2 separate regions of the Homo sapiens genome follow, and region 1 is linked to region 2. Evidence: chromatin loops called from intact Hi-C (ENCODE). Cell type or tissue: Caco-2. All regions are shown on one strand. Each heading gives the region's core, and the rest is flanking DNA. Links, peaks and the distances in the headings are about the cores only. Region 1 overlaps PON3 (paraoxonase 3). Region 2 overlaps LOC105375409 (a long non-coding RNA gene).

Region 1 (7,672 bases), core at 2,106-6,105, 330 kb after region 2:
CGTATGAGAAAAGTAAAGTTTTTGACAGGTAGGGAGATAAGGTTCGTTAACTCTTTTAGGCCACCATTAACTTTTCAATAACTCTTGCTGTTGGGAATAATGGAAAAACATAAGCTCGATTATTCATATTGACCCAGATTGCCATATCGTATTTCCAATCAGGAGATAGTCTCTGAGCAGGTAGGTCTTGCAGTTAGACAAAGAGAGAGTTGTATATGGTACCATCTTCTTTCACACTGTCCAACATGAAGCTAAGATTAAAGGATTTAAATAACTGTCGCCTCAAAATAAAATGAGTTTTTGCCTGTAAGTTCTAACATATACGATGGTGTTGAAAATTGTCTTATTTTCAAGATATCATTTGTGTTATTTTAAAATATCTCTTCTAAAACAATAGCATAATCCATTGAATTTTCTACATTAAAAACAACATTATAAGACAACTGCATTTTCTATGGCATTAAGGTTAACAATTTAAAAATCTTTAGTGAATTTATATATAGCTATAAATTCTAGGCACACATACTCAGAGATTTATTCACAAAAATTTATTGAGTACCTGTAATGTGTCAGACATTGTACTTATGTTTAGGATATATCAGAAAAAATATACAGAGATCCCTGATCTTAAGAAAGGGGGACAAACAATGAACAATAAGCATAAGAAATAAGTAAATTACATAGTAACTTTGAAGATGGCAAATTTTATGGGAAAAAAGGCTCAGCAGAGTAAAGGGGATCAGGATTACTATATGCAGCAGGATGAGCAGGTCCTACTACTAAAGTCAGAGATCAGAGTAGGCCTCATTGAGAAAGTACAATTTGAAAAAAATTAAAATGTGTGAATCCACATTTGGTGATTTGAGAAACTGAAATTCAAATTCAAACCCAGTAATTGGCCTAGTGGGTAAATTAGGACATACAGTTATTTCTACTTCCAGTATTGCTGTCTTTCAGTTAAAAATATGATTATTTCTTTTTTTATTAATGTATTAGTCACAGCTTCTTAAAAAGAACACAAGAAATGTAAAAAGAAACAAAAGTCCAACCTAAGCCTAGAACCAGAATTGTTACCCTAAACTAGGAAGCAATCCTTGCCTCAGATATGTACCCCTAAGAGTGATAGACAAAACTTTCCTTTAAAAGCCCAACCACAATGTCTGTCTTAAGGAAATGAAATATGATACATAGGATTATTGGAGAATTGTTTAGGATCTTTTTCGTATCTCTATTTTCAAGTTGAATTATTTTTAAAATTTTAGATAAGACTTTTTGTCACAATTACTGACACCCTTTAATTTTGGTTGAATCTCATGTTTTGTACATGAAATCAAAGCTTAAGTATTTTTGTCTAACAAACCTGAGATGAAGGATCTCCCTTAAGATAAAAAAAAGAACAAACTCTGTTCTAATAAGAGATATCAATATAGACTCGTAACTCATAAATTTCTAATTGTTTTCCTTTAATTCCAAAATAAAAATTTTATTTTATTTTGTTTGAGTGAACTTCATCCAGCCTATTTGGAAGCCTGAGTGCTTAAATATACACTGATTAGCAAAGTTAAGTGTATTAATCCTGGGATCAATAACAGTACTAGGCAGTGATGTGTCAAATGAAATTCCAAAGTAGTATCCATTATTTATGCTTTCTAGCAACTTTGCAGATGTGAAGGGGCTCCAGCTGTGATGACTGCCATCCCATCAGTTACCATGTTGGGTTGGCTGGATAACTGGGTGTTTCTTCATTATTTTGTCTTGTTTCTCTCCCCATACTGTAATCTCAAAGGCAAGATTCTTCCCACAGAGGGAGGACCACCATCCACTTGAGAACTAAATAAGAGCATCTTAACTCCTTCTGTAAGGGATGCCTGCACTAAAAAAATTGTGTAAGTCATCCCTGAGGAATTTGGCTAATGTCAGAAAGCCAGTTCACTTTGGTGCATAGATATCTATGACATTAGTACTTTCATCAGAAGAAGAACAATTTATTGAAGATATACAGATTTTAGCTTCTGATTTCTGAAAAATAGATTTATCCTAGAATGTTTGGGAAGGACATCATGAAACAGGTGTTTACTCACATAATATACTAATAAACGATCTTTTCTCGACAGGTACTTCGCATCCAGAATGTTTTGTCTGAGAAGCCCAGGGTGAGCACCGTGTATGCCAACAATGGCTCTGTGCTTCAGGGCACCTCTGTGGCTTCTGTGTACCATGGGAAAATTCTCATAGGCACCGTATTTCACAAAACTCTGTACTGTGAGCTCTAGACTCTAGATAGTAAAAAAAAAAAAAAAAAGTCTACATATTTTGTAAAAGTAAACTGATAATTGTATGATAAGTGGCACTGTAAGTAAATAGCAAACACCAACCAGTGAGTGTGGCTTTTCTTATGGATAGAAGTAAAGGAGCAGACAGAGATTCCTTGATAGCCATCAAATTGCAAGTCAGGTTAATGACAGTCCAACAAGAAGCCAAACTTTACGGATCTTTGTTAGCAGCCCCAATGTTCTTTCTACAATAAAACATGTGGACTATGTCCAGTGAGGTCTCCGACTCACCTAGAGGTCCTTGGTAACTGGGTCCAAGTTTCCTCCTACAGTTTTGACGTTCTGGGTCTCCTACAGTCCAGACCAAGAGAAAAGCTAATGTTCAAGTATTTACAACCCCTGTTCTCTCCCCGCAGTTGTGCTGGGCACAGACAGTTAATTAAGTGTACCAGTCTGCAGATAAAGAATTAGCATCATGTGATTGCCCAAAGCCCTTAGAACTTGCATTCTCCCAGGGTACCGACACATAGGAAATTGGGTTCTGAGAAATCTGACAGTTGGGCCTCAGAGGCTACCTTAGGGCAGGGAGTGCTTATCTCTAATAGGCCCTTATTTGTATTGATGCTTGTATCTGAAATACAGTTGGCCCTCTGTAACTGTGAGTTCTACATCTATGGATTCAACCAACCAGAGATTGAAAATATTTGGAAAAAAATGGATGGTTGCATCCGTACTGAACATGTACAGACTTTTTTTGGTCATTAATCCCTAAACAACACAGTATAACACATATTTACATAATATTTAGATGATATTAGGTATTATAAGTGATCTAGAGAGTACCTACATAGGGGAATGAACATAGGTTATATGCAAATACTATGCCATTTTATATCAGGGACTTGAGCATCCGTGGATGTTGGTATCCATCAGAGTCCAGGAATCAATCCTCCATGGTTATTGAGGGACAACTGTTTTGCTAACCTACTGGGCTCTGAATCTTAGATGAAGCCTTAAGGCAGTTATCTTTGACTGCCTTTATCTTACCCTTCTGGTTTATTCAATAAACAGTTATTAAGCAACCTCCAGTAAATTTGGCCCTAAGGAATCTGAAATGAGTAGAATGGTTCTGGCCTAATGTCCTATCTTGAAGACCAACCTTAAACTTAATTTGATGAGAATGAATAGAAGTGTCCTTTTTTGGTCCCAAACCAGTACAACCTTTAGCAAACAAACCATTAATTAAAGTCAGAGCACCCAAGCACCTCCCTTCCCTTTTTGTGACTTTTATTCGGGAGTGGTTGGTTGATGCTTTTTCTCTTTTGGGGAGACCATTTTATATGCAAAAGAACATTGCTCAGTTTTATGTAGGTTTGCTGAAAAGTTTTGCAGGGTAAAATTCTCCTTTTTTCCAGTGTAACCCATTGTGATTTTGACTATAAGACTTTGTAGTTTTCATTGCTTCAAAGAGGAATAAACATTCAGCAGAATGCTATAGTCAGTTATTAGATTTTAAATTTCAAAAGCCTAGCTATCAAGAGAACACAGAATAAAAAAGACATTAAAGACATAATTTAAGAAAATAAGTAGAGTCAGTTTTGAAGAATATAATAGTCTTTGTTTTAGTCCCTAGCCCTCATACTTACTATATTATAATGTTTACCAGACTAGGGGAGAATAAAGAGAGATAGGAAAAGACAAAGATAATTTAGATGCTGGTAAGTTCCTGAGAATTGATCCTGCTCTGCCTTCTCCTCAGGCCAAGTTAGAAAGGCTGGGGGATAAAACTTTCCTCAGGAAATTTGGGTGATCTGATTGCTGAGGGACTAATGTGTCCTTTCCCTGGGAGGGCCTGGGAAAGTCACAAAGCCTTAGGGATTCTCTGTGCTCAGCCTGATGAAAAAACAGAGAAGAAATGCTAGTGTGATTTACTGGGGATGGCATCACACCTACACTTGAACTTGGCACAGAAGCAAATTCCCACGTGCCCAGAGGGGTATGGGGGTTAGCAGAGAAAGAACTGATAGACTTAAAAAGGTCTTGCTGTCAGGAAAAAGAAAATAAGTAGTCATCTGATTCAAATGAAGACCGAAGTTTAGACGGTGACATCAAAGACCAGCTGTCTCCCATGATGCTTTAGCTCTCCCTGCTGGATTTTAGAGAAAACTCCCAGGATTGGGAGGGGGCTTTGGAATTGCCTTATATATTGATTTGTGCTTCCAAACAATGTGTGGGGAGTCAAAAACAAAATTACATGAGGCTGTGGAAAAAATAAGTTCTGTTACACTTCATGGTTTTAGCTTTTTCAGAATTGGAACAGGATAGAGTGGAAAGAACTTAGTCTTTTGCTAATGGACATGTGATTAGTATCTTTTATTCCTTGTTCTGTGGCTAAGACCAATGGACTATTAAGTTGGTTTTCTCCTGGAAATGCCAGTGGAAGATCCAGCATAATCTCTTTTACACTTCACCCCTGCTCTTGCTCCAAGTAGGTCAGTCTCAACCTTCAGCTACTGGGATCCCCTCACTCAGTGTGTCCTCTCTTTGGGAGAGGCCTTGGCAAAGTGGTTGAAGCTTGGATTCCTCCTGGAGTAGGCAATTTACCCATTCTTTCCAAAGGATAGGGTTGTTGATTGTCCCATTATCATCCTCTCTTTGCCTTGTCATCTCCCTTCAATAAGTTTTTTCTCCCCTTCATAGGGAGGCACAGGTTTACCAACAGGCCTGCAGCCTAGACAGTTATCTCAACCAATTTTCCCTTTGCATAAGCACCCCCAATCTTTATGTGATTATCTTGAGCCTCTTCACTCACTTGGCTTGGGAAGGAGAAGAATCGCTCCTCACAATAAATGCTGCATTTTGATAATTCATTCTCTTCTCTTCCCTAGTCTTTCTGCTTAATTATCAGAGACATGAATTGGGAATACAAGGGTGAGGGTTAGAGGTAGATGAACTCTTCCAGGAGCCACAAGCAAGCTTTGGTTGTGATATTTGACTTCAAGTATTTTCAGCAATTTTCAGAATGTGGGGTACTTGGTGCTTTGTTGTTTTTATCTTTGAGCCCTTCGATGCTGATTCTATAATCACAGAAAAATTCTCATTCTGTATTCCTTTGGCATCAAACAGGTTTTAGTTTCAGGTAGCAGAAACCACTCTATCTAGTTTTTGGGGAAAGTGATCAAATGCAGGAACTAATGCTTCACAAAATGCTGGGGTATTTCCTTTGCGTTTGGAAATAAGACAAAGATTCTCTATTTTACCATGACTGTTGTTTAACATAGGATTGGAAGTCCTGACCAATGCTATAAGATAAGAAAAAGAAATAGGCTGGGCACAGTGGCTGACACTTGTAATCCCAGCACTTTGGGAGGCTAAAGAGGGCAGATTGCTTAAGTCTAGGAGTTCCACACCAGTCTGGGCAACATGGCAAAATCCCATCTCTACTAAAAATACAAAAAATTAACCAGCATGGTGGCACATTCTTGTAGTCCCAGCTACTTGGGAGGCTGAGGTGTGAGGATCACTTGATCCCAGAAGGTCAAGGCTGCAGTGAGCTGTGATCACACCACTGCACTCCAGTCTGGGCAACAGAGAGAGACCCTCACTCAAAAAACAAAAGAAAAATAAATTAGAACTGTAAGAATTGTAAGGGTAGAAATAGAACTATTATTGTTTGTAGATTACATAATCATCTACTTGAAAATAAAACAATAGAACCAAGAGATATACCATTAGGATACTCAACAGTGTTGCCTGATACAAGCTAAATAATAACATTTAATAGCAATGACAATTATGAATTTGAATCATAGAGAAGATAGCACTCACAATAGCAAGAAAATCTATACAGCATCTAAGAAATAAATATGTTAACTGGCCGGGCACGGTGGCTCACGCCTGTAATCCCAACACTTTGGGAGGCCGAGGCGGGTGGATCACGAGGTCAGGAGATCGAGACCATCCTGGCTAACACGGTGAAACCCCGTCTCTACTAAATATACAAAAAATTAGCTGGGCGTAGTGGCAGGCGACTGTATTCCCAGCTACTCGGGAGGCTGAGGCAGGAGAATGGCGGGAACCCAGGGGGCAGAGCTTGCAGTGAGCCAAGATCGCGCCATTGCACTCCAGCCGGGGTGACAGAGCGAGACTCCGTCTCAAAAAAAAAAAAAAGTTAACCAAGAGTACACAAGACCTCTGTGGAGAAAATGTTCAAACTCTAATAAAAGGTCTAGAAAATATTTTGAATATGTAGATACATATTCTAGGCTCCTGGATAAGGTGAACTTATAAGGATATAAATTCTCTCCAAATTAATCAGTAAATTCAAAGTCTAGTAGAATTCTTTTAAATAAATGACATAAACTTATTTATATCTTAAAGGGACAACTTTGATTTCTAGCAATACAACAGGCTAAATAATTCAGAACAAAACAGCCTAATATAAACAACAAAAGATAATAGAGAAAATATTTTTGAAAGCATCAAATATCACACAAGATAATATAGAATCAGCAAATCATAATTTAAAGGAAAGCAGAAATCCAGAAAGGTAAGCAGGATTGAATTCGGTCTTGTCCTGAGGGCATCCTAACTGATTGATCTTGTGCTTTGGGTTTTAATGTCTCAGAGGGCAAGGGGAACAGAAGCCAAATCACAGTTCATCCTAAAATGAGGAGTCTAATAAGGGACCAACACCTATAAAACCAAAACCCTCTGACCCCAAAGGGCTAAATATTCCTCTAAGGTTGAAATAAATATAAATCTGTTCAATATTTCGACTCCCAGAAACCTAAAAAGAAAATTGTCTTGGGACTGAGAAAAGTAAAATAAATACATTTAATATTGCTGATTAATTTAATATTGATGAAATAAATTCAAGATTGTTGTTGATATCCATCTGCTTATCATCACTCAGATTTTGAGCCAAATTCCCACTGATTGAACGGAAAAAAAAAAAAAACTCAAGCTGTAAATTTAGTATAAAGTCATACCATATTTGTAGTATATTTACTCACCTGGCAGAAACAAACACATATCCTCTCTGGATTTTATCCTAGATCTTAAGAAACCTAACAAATAATTATCTAAGCAATGAGCAACAAATCATAGTAAATAAATAAATAAATAAATAACCAAAGAAACAGAGCAGGAGAAACAAAAGCCAGCAGAAACAAGTGATGGCAGAAACAGACTTGCAGAGACCCCAAATACAGAAATGATCAAATAGAGGCTCAATAACTATACTTACAGAGTTTAAAGAAATAAAAGACAATTTTAAACCCAGGGTACAGTAAATTGTATAAAAAAATTGCAACAGATTTGAAAAATATAAAATTGAACTTTCAGAAATGAAAATCTAGTAATAGAAATTTAAAACTTAATGAGTAGCCAGGAAACAT
Region 2 (7,672 bases), core at 1,449-5,448:
AGCCACTTGGCATCTACCATTCTAGGATCTTATTATTCCCATGAAATCAGACCCTATTCCAGGGCAACATATCTATCATTATCACGTGCCTACTAAATCTGGCTTTTAAGATAGAACTTTTTAAGGCACTTTTTAATAAATAAAGGATGATGAATAAAATATCTTCTGATCTCTCTTGCTAGTTATAATTGGGTGTGGGAGGTGGCTATGCAACCTGTATATATAGAGATCCACTCAACATTTCCATATTCACAAGTCTTTGAACTCTGCTACGTACAGCTTACTCGAAAAATTCCAGCCTCATAGCCTCATTAGCTGTAGGTCACCAGTGCCCAGGCTTCAGTTAATCACAGCCAGGTGCTCCAGCCAACACATTAAACTATGAATCCTCTGTGAGCAACTCTATCTATAAATGTGGCCAGATATCATCTTATGTTTCATCTAACACACTTAGAAGCATTGCCTTTGTATGCTCCCTAGACCCCTACCAATACAAGGGGACAAGATGTCTCAACTCATTCAGTATGTTTTTTATCTCCTCTCAGAGCCAGCCTCACACTCTCCCTTTGGGCTTTGCTGGTATTTAACTCTTACCGTGGGTCTGGAGGTAAATGAGGGTTGGCGAGGCTGTGTTGGGGAGGATTGATTCCCCTTGTGAGAGAACTGCTCTAGGTTAAGTCAACAAAAGAAATTTATGTAAAGGAAATCAAAATCCCTTGGGAAAGGGGGAAAAGGGATGGGCTTCTTACCTAGGCAAGGAAGATTCAGGGAGATTTCAGGGTTCAAGACTCACAGTCTTGCATGGTTAACCAACTGTTTCTACTCCAAGTCTCAGAATCCCACTCCTTATTAACTAGTGCCTTCATTGGCACATGACACCTGGAGATGTTGAACATCTAAATGCTGCTTCTTCTCTGCATCACATACAGTCAGTCCTTGGGCCTAATATTTAGTTGTCTGCACTCTACAAATAAGAATTATTTTAATATCACCATTGAGGCTTTTTGATTCTCTCCTCGTTCTCTACATTGGAAGTTCAAGTCTTCAGGCTTTTATTTCCTTTCTCTAGCTCTCCAAGGTCATTAGGAGTAGCCAGATGACAAACTGCAATGACCACATGTTGCCATAGCTATTAAGAGCTATAGTCATTTGATCATGCCTTGCCATTCACTTCTACTGCATCCCAAACCAATGATAACCTGAGTAATTATAATATTGCTGCATACTACAGAGTACACTAGAGGATACTGTGTGCTGCATTCAGTAGAGGTCAGCCTCCTGGACCAAATGCATGGCAGAAAAAGACCAAACACATGGCAGAAAAGAATGGAAATGAGGCAGGGAGGCCAAGGGAGAATAACCGGCCTACTGGTCTTTCTCTTGTGCAAGGATGTATGCACAATAAATTCATAGAAGTGGACTTTTTGGATGAAAGGGTAGATGCATTTGTAATTTTTATAGAATTTTCAAACTTCCCCCCGTAAGGGTTCTATTATAGCAGGTTATACTTCCTCCAATCCTGTGTGTGACTGCCTTCTGCCCCACAGCTTGTCCACCGTGTGTTACCAAATGTTCTGGACTTTTATCAATATGAGAAGTGAAAAATGTTATCTGTGTAGTTTCAGCTTGCATTTCTTTTTTCTATGATGGGGTATGACAGCTTTCATATAAATCCAGTTACAAGTGGTAGAAAATGCAGCTCAATTGGTTTAAGAATAGAAATAAATATTCAGATAAAATAAAGTCAGTAGGTGCATTTGGAGACATGCCTCAATCCAAGAACCCAAAGATCTCATCAAACCTGGCTCTGCTCCAATCTCTGTCTCTGTTTCTCTCTCTCTGTCTTTCTCCCCACCTTCCCCACCTCCAGGCAGTACCAGGCTTTCATTCTCATAGCTTCAACTTGGGCAGAAAGTCCTAGGCCTGACTCTAACTGACTTCAATTTTCTCATGTACCTATCCCTGAACCATCACTATAAAGTGGGGAGGGACAGCTCTGTTTGTCCAGGCCTGAGTCACAGGAACAGCACATCCTTCTACCTGTACGTACATGTTCAGAAGTGCCCGTGTCAATACAGTGCAGCTACGCTACTCACAGTAAAAACTGTGCTCATCCACATCTCAGAGGGAGGTGAGGTGAACAACTCCAAACTCGTAAGTAAACTTGTTGTCACTCTAAGTCCAGAATCTTTGGGTGATGAATATTTTTCTTGGTCCTAATGTGGCTTCTCATAGTCCAGCAAACTATGATTAAATGAAAACCGTAATTCACATTACACACTTAACAGGGAGAGATGATCACAATTGAAGTAAAGGCTTTCATTTGGCTTTCCAGAGTTGAGGTGAGCTATTTTGTCATATGACTTTAGCCACCCTGGAAGTTTCTCTCCTGTCCTTTATCCTCCATGGCCCATTTAAAGTGAGGACTTTCAGAAGGATGCCCCTTCCATGGACTGCATCTGTTCAACATCTCATTTCCTGAGTGAGTGGGTTTAGGGGCCTGGAATTGCCTCAGGGATTGAGCAATTGAAGGCTACTGTTTGTCAGGTTAGGGTTTCTCTGGCTAAGAAACTCCCTTCAAAAGTTAAGAGACAACAGTCCTTTAAGGTGAGTTTTATTGCCCTCATTTTATAGGTGTAGCCTCTAAGCTCAGTCATGTTATGTGGTTTTTGCCTAAATCCACAAAGCTGGGGAGTGACAAAGCCAATATATGTTACCAGAGTCTACTTTTACCTCTCTATTCCACACTGATTCTCTGTGTGTGCCTTATATAAAAATAGTTTTGTTTGCAATGTCTCCATTATTTTTAGTAAAACTTTTACATCTAGCAACTCTAAGGGGAAAATTCATGCTCAATACCTGCCCTCTCCATGCTCCGCTGATTTCCTCTGCTAGTAAGAAAACAATTAAAAAACAACAACAACAAAAAAAAAAAAACAGGAAAAATTCTCACTTTGTCCTGCAGGTGCCACCCTCATCACAGAACATCTATTTCCAGCTTTATAGCACAGATCTCTCAGGGCTGCAATAGACCAGATATTCATAGAAAATGGAAGAAGCTGGTTCATTCAACTTATGCATTTCACTGCCTGGATCAGTAAGATTGGTGTATTTTTTTTTTTTTCACTGCCTGTTGTTTCACTGACTCTTCCGCCCCACAAAAAAAGCACCAAGAAACAAGCTGAAACATTTCCGTTTGTCCTGTAGGTGCCACTGTAACCCTGGGATATTTCTTTACAGATCTGCAACTGGTTCTCTCAAGGCTGGAAAGGATTAGAAATTCTAGAAGATGGAGTCTAGTCTACACACAATTCAAACTAAGGACCCCTCACACCCCGCCCCTGGGTTTAGAGTTCCATAGCTCCAACACAGAAGTGAAATCGTTTCCCCTGGAATCTTTTCACTGCCTGTTTTTTAACTGTTCTTTAGCTTGTAGGTCCTAATGAGAAAATTTAAAAATTTATATTCATTTAGTTTTTGAATAAGTAATGTTTTCATATGGCTCAAAAACAAATTAAAATGATAAAAAGAATATGCTAAAAAATTTCCCTTTTACCTATTACATATCAAAGGTTAGCAAAGTTATTAGTTTCTTTTATACTTCCAGAGACCATTTTATGCACATACAAGCAAATACTTTAAAAGCAACTTTTTATTTTGCATGATAATGTACTATAACACCTTTTTTTCTGTGTCTTAATTATTCCATATAATACTATATCTTGGAAATCCTGTATATCAGTACATAAAAATTCCTCTTTGCCCCCACCTCTCTAGCTTTGAAGTATTCCCAGTTTATGGATACACCAAAATTTATTTACCCAGTTCTCTATTGATGAACATGTAAGTTGATTGTTTTGCCATTTAAAATAATACTGAAATGAGAAGTTTTGTATAGGGTCCATTTTGCATGTGTGTCAATATACCTAAATATATCTGAGAATTCCTGCTGAATTTCTCTGCCAGTCAGAAAAAAATAATGAAAAAACAGAAAAATTCTCACTTTGTCGTGCATCTGAGGATACATGTATTTGTCATGTTTACGGGCATTTTCAAATTGCCCTTCACAGGGCTTGTACCAGCTTGTGCTCCTGGCAGCCATGTAAAAATTGTCTATTTCCCAAAAGCTTGGCCAACACAGTATGTTTTGAATTTTTGCCAATCAATCTGAGAGTTAAAAAAAAAAGTTGTATCAATTATTTTCTTATTATTATGAGTTTGAGCATCTTTTGGTTTAAGAGCCATTTGATTTAGAACTGTTTTGATTGCAAGCAATAGAAAGCCGCAGTCTACCTGGCTCAAGCAAGATGTTTATTTTCTCATCACTGAAAAGCCTAGATGGAGAATGTCCAATGGGCCTTACTCCAAAGGCTTAAATGTCACCCCCGACTGTGATTTCTCTTTCGCACTCTCGCTCTCATTCTCTCAATCTCACTCTCACTCTCACTCTCACTCCAGCTCCCTCTGTCTTGGCCCTGTCCTTAGACAGGCTCCTTTCCCCTTCATTCTCGCAGCTCCAATCTCAGCAGAGAGATCTTGCTTGCCCTGAGTCTCTCTGACCTGAATTGAACAGGATGCAGTGTTCTGACTGGCCAGGCCTGAGTCATACAACCACTTCTGGAGCCGGGGATAGAGCCAAAATCACTCAAACTAGGTGAATTGAGAGATGTGAGAGGCATGGATTCCAGGTGTCCAACAGAAGATCAAAGTGACATTAAATGTAGAAAGACAACTAAGCGCTGGCTTGGCTAACAACAGAGGTTTTAGCTGTAATTCACACCTTCAACAACACACTGTCCCTTCTACTCTCACATATCCCTTCAAAAACGCCAGTGCCTACCTAATGAAGCCATAATTAGATACCATGGAAAGTGCACTTTCCTCTTCTCAGAGGGAGACCACACAAAGACTTATCTAGTTATAGCTCCAAGTCCAGGATTTCTGGGTGATTCTTCTTAGTCAGGCCCTGGTGTGGTGGTTCCTTCTGGCTCAGCAAACTATGGCTCCAATATAACCACAAATGCAATACATGAAGGGACAGAGAAAGAATAGGATAATTATCAAAAAAATCATCCATTTGATAAGGAAGAGAATGGGAAGCAGCAAAAAGTGTAGCAATTCCTGGTGCGTAGCAATTCCCATGATGTGTAGGACTGGAAACACAAAGTATCCTGACCTGGAGGTGATGTGAGCTCCTTAGCCAATCTGGCTGCCCTGATGAGTTCTCCACAAGGATCTCCTTGTCCCTTATCTTCCGTGGCCCTGACGAACTCTGGGTGATGTAGCCCACAGGTTTGGAGGCCTCCTCTGTGGACTACATCTCTTTAGCAGCTCACTTCCTGCTGGGATAGGTTTGGGGCATTTAGGATTGTCTTAAGGGTTGAGTACTCACAGGCCTTTGTTTGCCAGGTTTGGAGTTTCTCTGGTAAAATAAGTCTCTTAAAACACTGAGGCATTAACCTGTAATATAGACAGCATATTTCACATATTTCAAGTAGACACTATAACTCAGAAATGTTAAGTTCCTTTACCTAAAGCCATACAACAGGGGTATAACAAAGAGCAGGTGACAAAGCCACGATGTTTGTAATCACGGGTGTTTAGCTCTAAGGTCTAAGCTTCTAATATACTGGTATAAAAATTATGTTTGCAGTAACTAGCAACTGTAACGTCACCTCCTTATCTCTGTCCTCCTAAACTTTGACTCCCCCTGCTCCACAAAAAAAGCACCAAGAAACAAGCTGAAACATTTCCGTTTGTCCTGTAGGTGCCACTGTAACCCTGGGATATTTCTTGATCAGCTCTGCAACTGGTTCCCTCAAGGCTGGAAAGGATTAGAAATTCTAGAAGATGGAGTCTAGTCTACACACAATTCAAACTAAGGACCCCTCACATCCCACCCCTGGGTTTAGAGTTCCACAGCTCCAACATAGAAGTGAAATCTTTTCCCCTGGAATCTTATTTCATTTTTGAATCGGTTGTGCAGTTACAGGGTTCAAAAATTAAAATGTGCAAAAACGTCTTCATTGAAAAAGAATCCCTTTATCTCTGTCCCTTTTCTACCAAGTTCCTCTACGTAGCCTTTGCCATGCTATTCCACTTTTTGTATATTCTTCCAGAGATTTTAGTGCACATGCAACTAAACATGAACATAGATTCCTTCTCCCACCCCTTTAAGCATAAATTACAGCAAGTTCTTCATATTCTTTCCCTGTATTTTTCTAAACAGCTATATATTATAGAGAACTTTCCATTATCAGTTTCTAAAATTTTTTTTATTCCTTTTAATGGATTCAGAGTTTTCCACCATGTAAATGAAATCACTTCTCCAGTGATGAACGTTTGATGCTTATTGTTTATTCTTTGGAACAATGCTGAATAGCCTTGTACATGCCTCATTTCACAGGATTGAGTATATATCTGTGGGACAAATTACACAAAAGCATAATTGCTGGGTCGAAAGATACATATATTTGCATCTTAACAAATATGTTTAATTTGCCTGCTTCAGGAGTTGTTAAACTGCTCATCAGTAAAATATGAGAAGGCCTATTTCTCCACAGCTTGGCCAATATAATGTGTTATCAATTTTAATTTAACTTTTTGCCGATATAATAGGTAGAAAATGTCATCTCATTTTTAATTTCTACTTTTATTATGAGTGAGGATGAGCGGCTTTTAGTATGCACCATTAGATATTGTTAGAAGTTTTTTTCAATTACAAGTAAATCACCTCAATCTAGCTTTAGAAAAAGAAAGTTATTGTCCTTACAACAGAAAAATCAGAGGTAAATTCAGGGCTTCCAATATGCCATCAAAGTATTCAAAGAATGCCATTGAAGTGTGCACGTCCTTTCTCTCCTCTCTCCCTTCACTCTTTCTCTCTCCTGCTCCCTCTGCCCAGGCATTCTCCATTCACTTGCTGGACTGGGAAGCTTCTAGATTGCATCCTCATAGCTCCTTCCTTGGGCTGTATTTCTTTAGCATCTCATTTCCTATTGATGCAGGTTTGGGGTTGTCTCTGACATTGAGCAATCACAGGAACATTTTGGCGGCAAGGTTGGTATTCCGTAAGTGACACAATTCACTTAAAATTTATTAGCCAAACTGTGATAGGGTAGATATTATCATCCACAATTTACAAGGGTAGAAACTATAGCTTTTAATAAACATAAGTGCCTTTGCCTAAAGCTACCCAGACAGTAAATTATAGGAACAGGATTTGTATCCAGCTGTATCTGATGGTAAATCTATGATGATGGTCAAAACACTTGTCCAACAACTCCAATAGAAAACCAATCATTACACCTCTATCCATACGCCACCTCCACCTCTCTGAAAAATAAAAATAAAAAAAGAAACATAAGATTCTTACTGTGCCCTGTAGGTGCCACTCTTGCCACGGGATAACTCTTTTCAGCACTGCAGCACCGAGCTGACATTCTAGAAGGTGGAAGAAAGCCCGCTCATCCAATTTATGCAGCTGACATTTCAGCACCAGCAATCCATATATGGCTTAGAACTCCACAACCTCACTCTACTGTTACTGTATTTTTTTGTTTAAATATATATGTGTATATATATATTTAAATATGTGTGTGTGTGTGTGTGTGTGTGTATAATTGTTGTGAAGAGTTTATGTGGTTCCCAAGATTTGAAAATACAAGGTATA

The links. Hi-C counts contacts between places; a loop is a spot of excess contacts. Peaks named below come from ENCODE experiments on the same cell type or tissue, not always from the same donor. Only the 100,000 strongest peaks of a DNase experiment are listed, where the experiment ranks them.
Region 1: a loop joins it to region 2, with 6 times the contacts of the local background. A loop is called at or near these places in 4 of 110 quality-filtered maps.

What each region holds. Positions count from the first base shown.
Region 1 is chr7:95,354,574-95,362,245 of GRCh38, reverse strand. PON3 (paraoxonase 3) reads left to right here. Exons shown (of 9, transcript NM_000940.3): 9 at 2,115-2,374. The coding sequence ends at 2,273. Among named protein-coding and RNA genes, the nearest start is that of PON1, 34 kb to the right of the region's middle. In Caco-2, for the core only: a CTCF peak has its summit at 4,508; no DNase peak of the experiment used is centred there.
Region 2 is chr7:95,686,032-95,693,703 of GRCh38, reverse strand. The region is part of intron 2 of LOC105375409 (a long non-coding RNA gene); the gene reads right to left. Among named protein-coding and RNA genes, the nearest start is that of DYNC1I1, 83 kb to the left of the region's middle. In Caco-2, for the core only: a CTCF peak has its summit at 2,997 (motif pointing right); no DNase peak of the experiment used is centred there.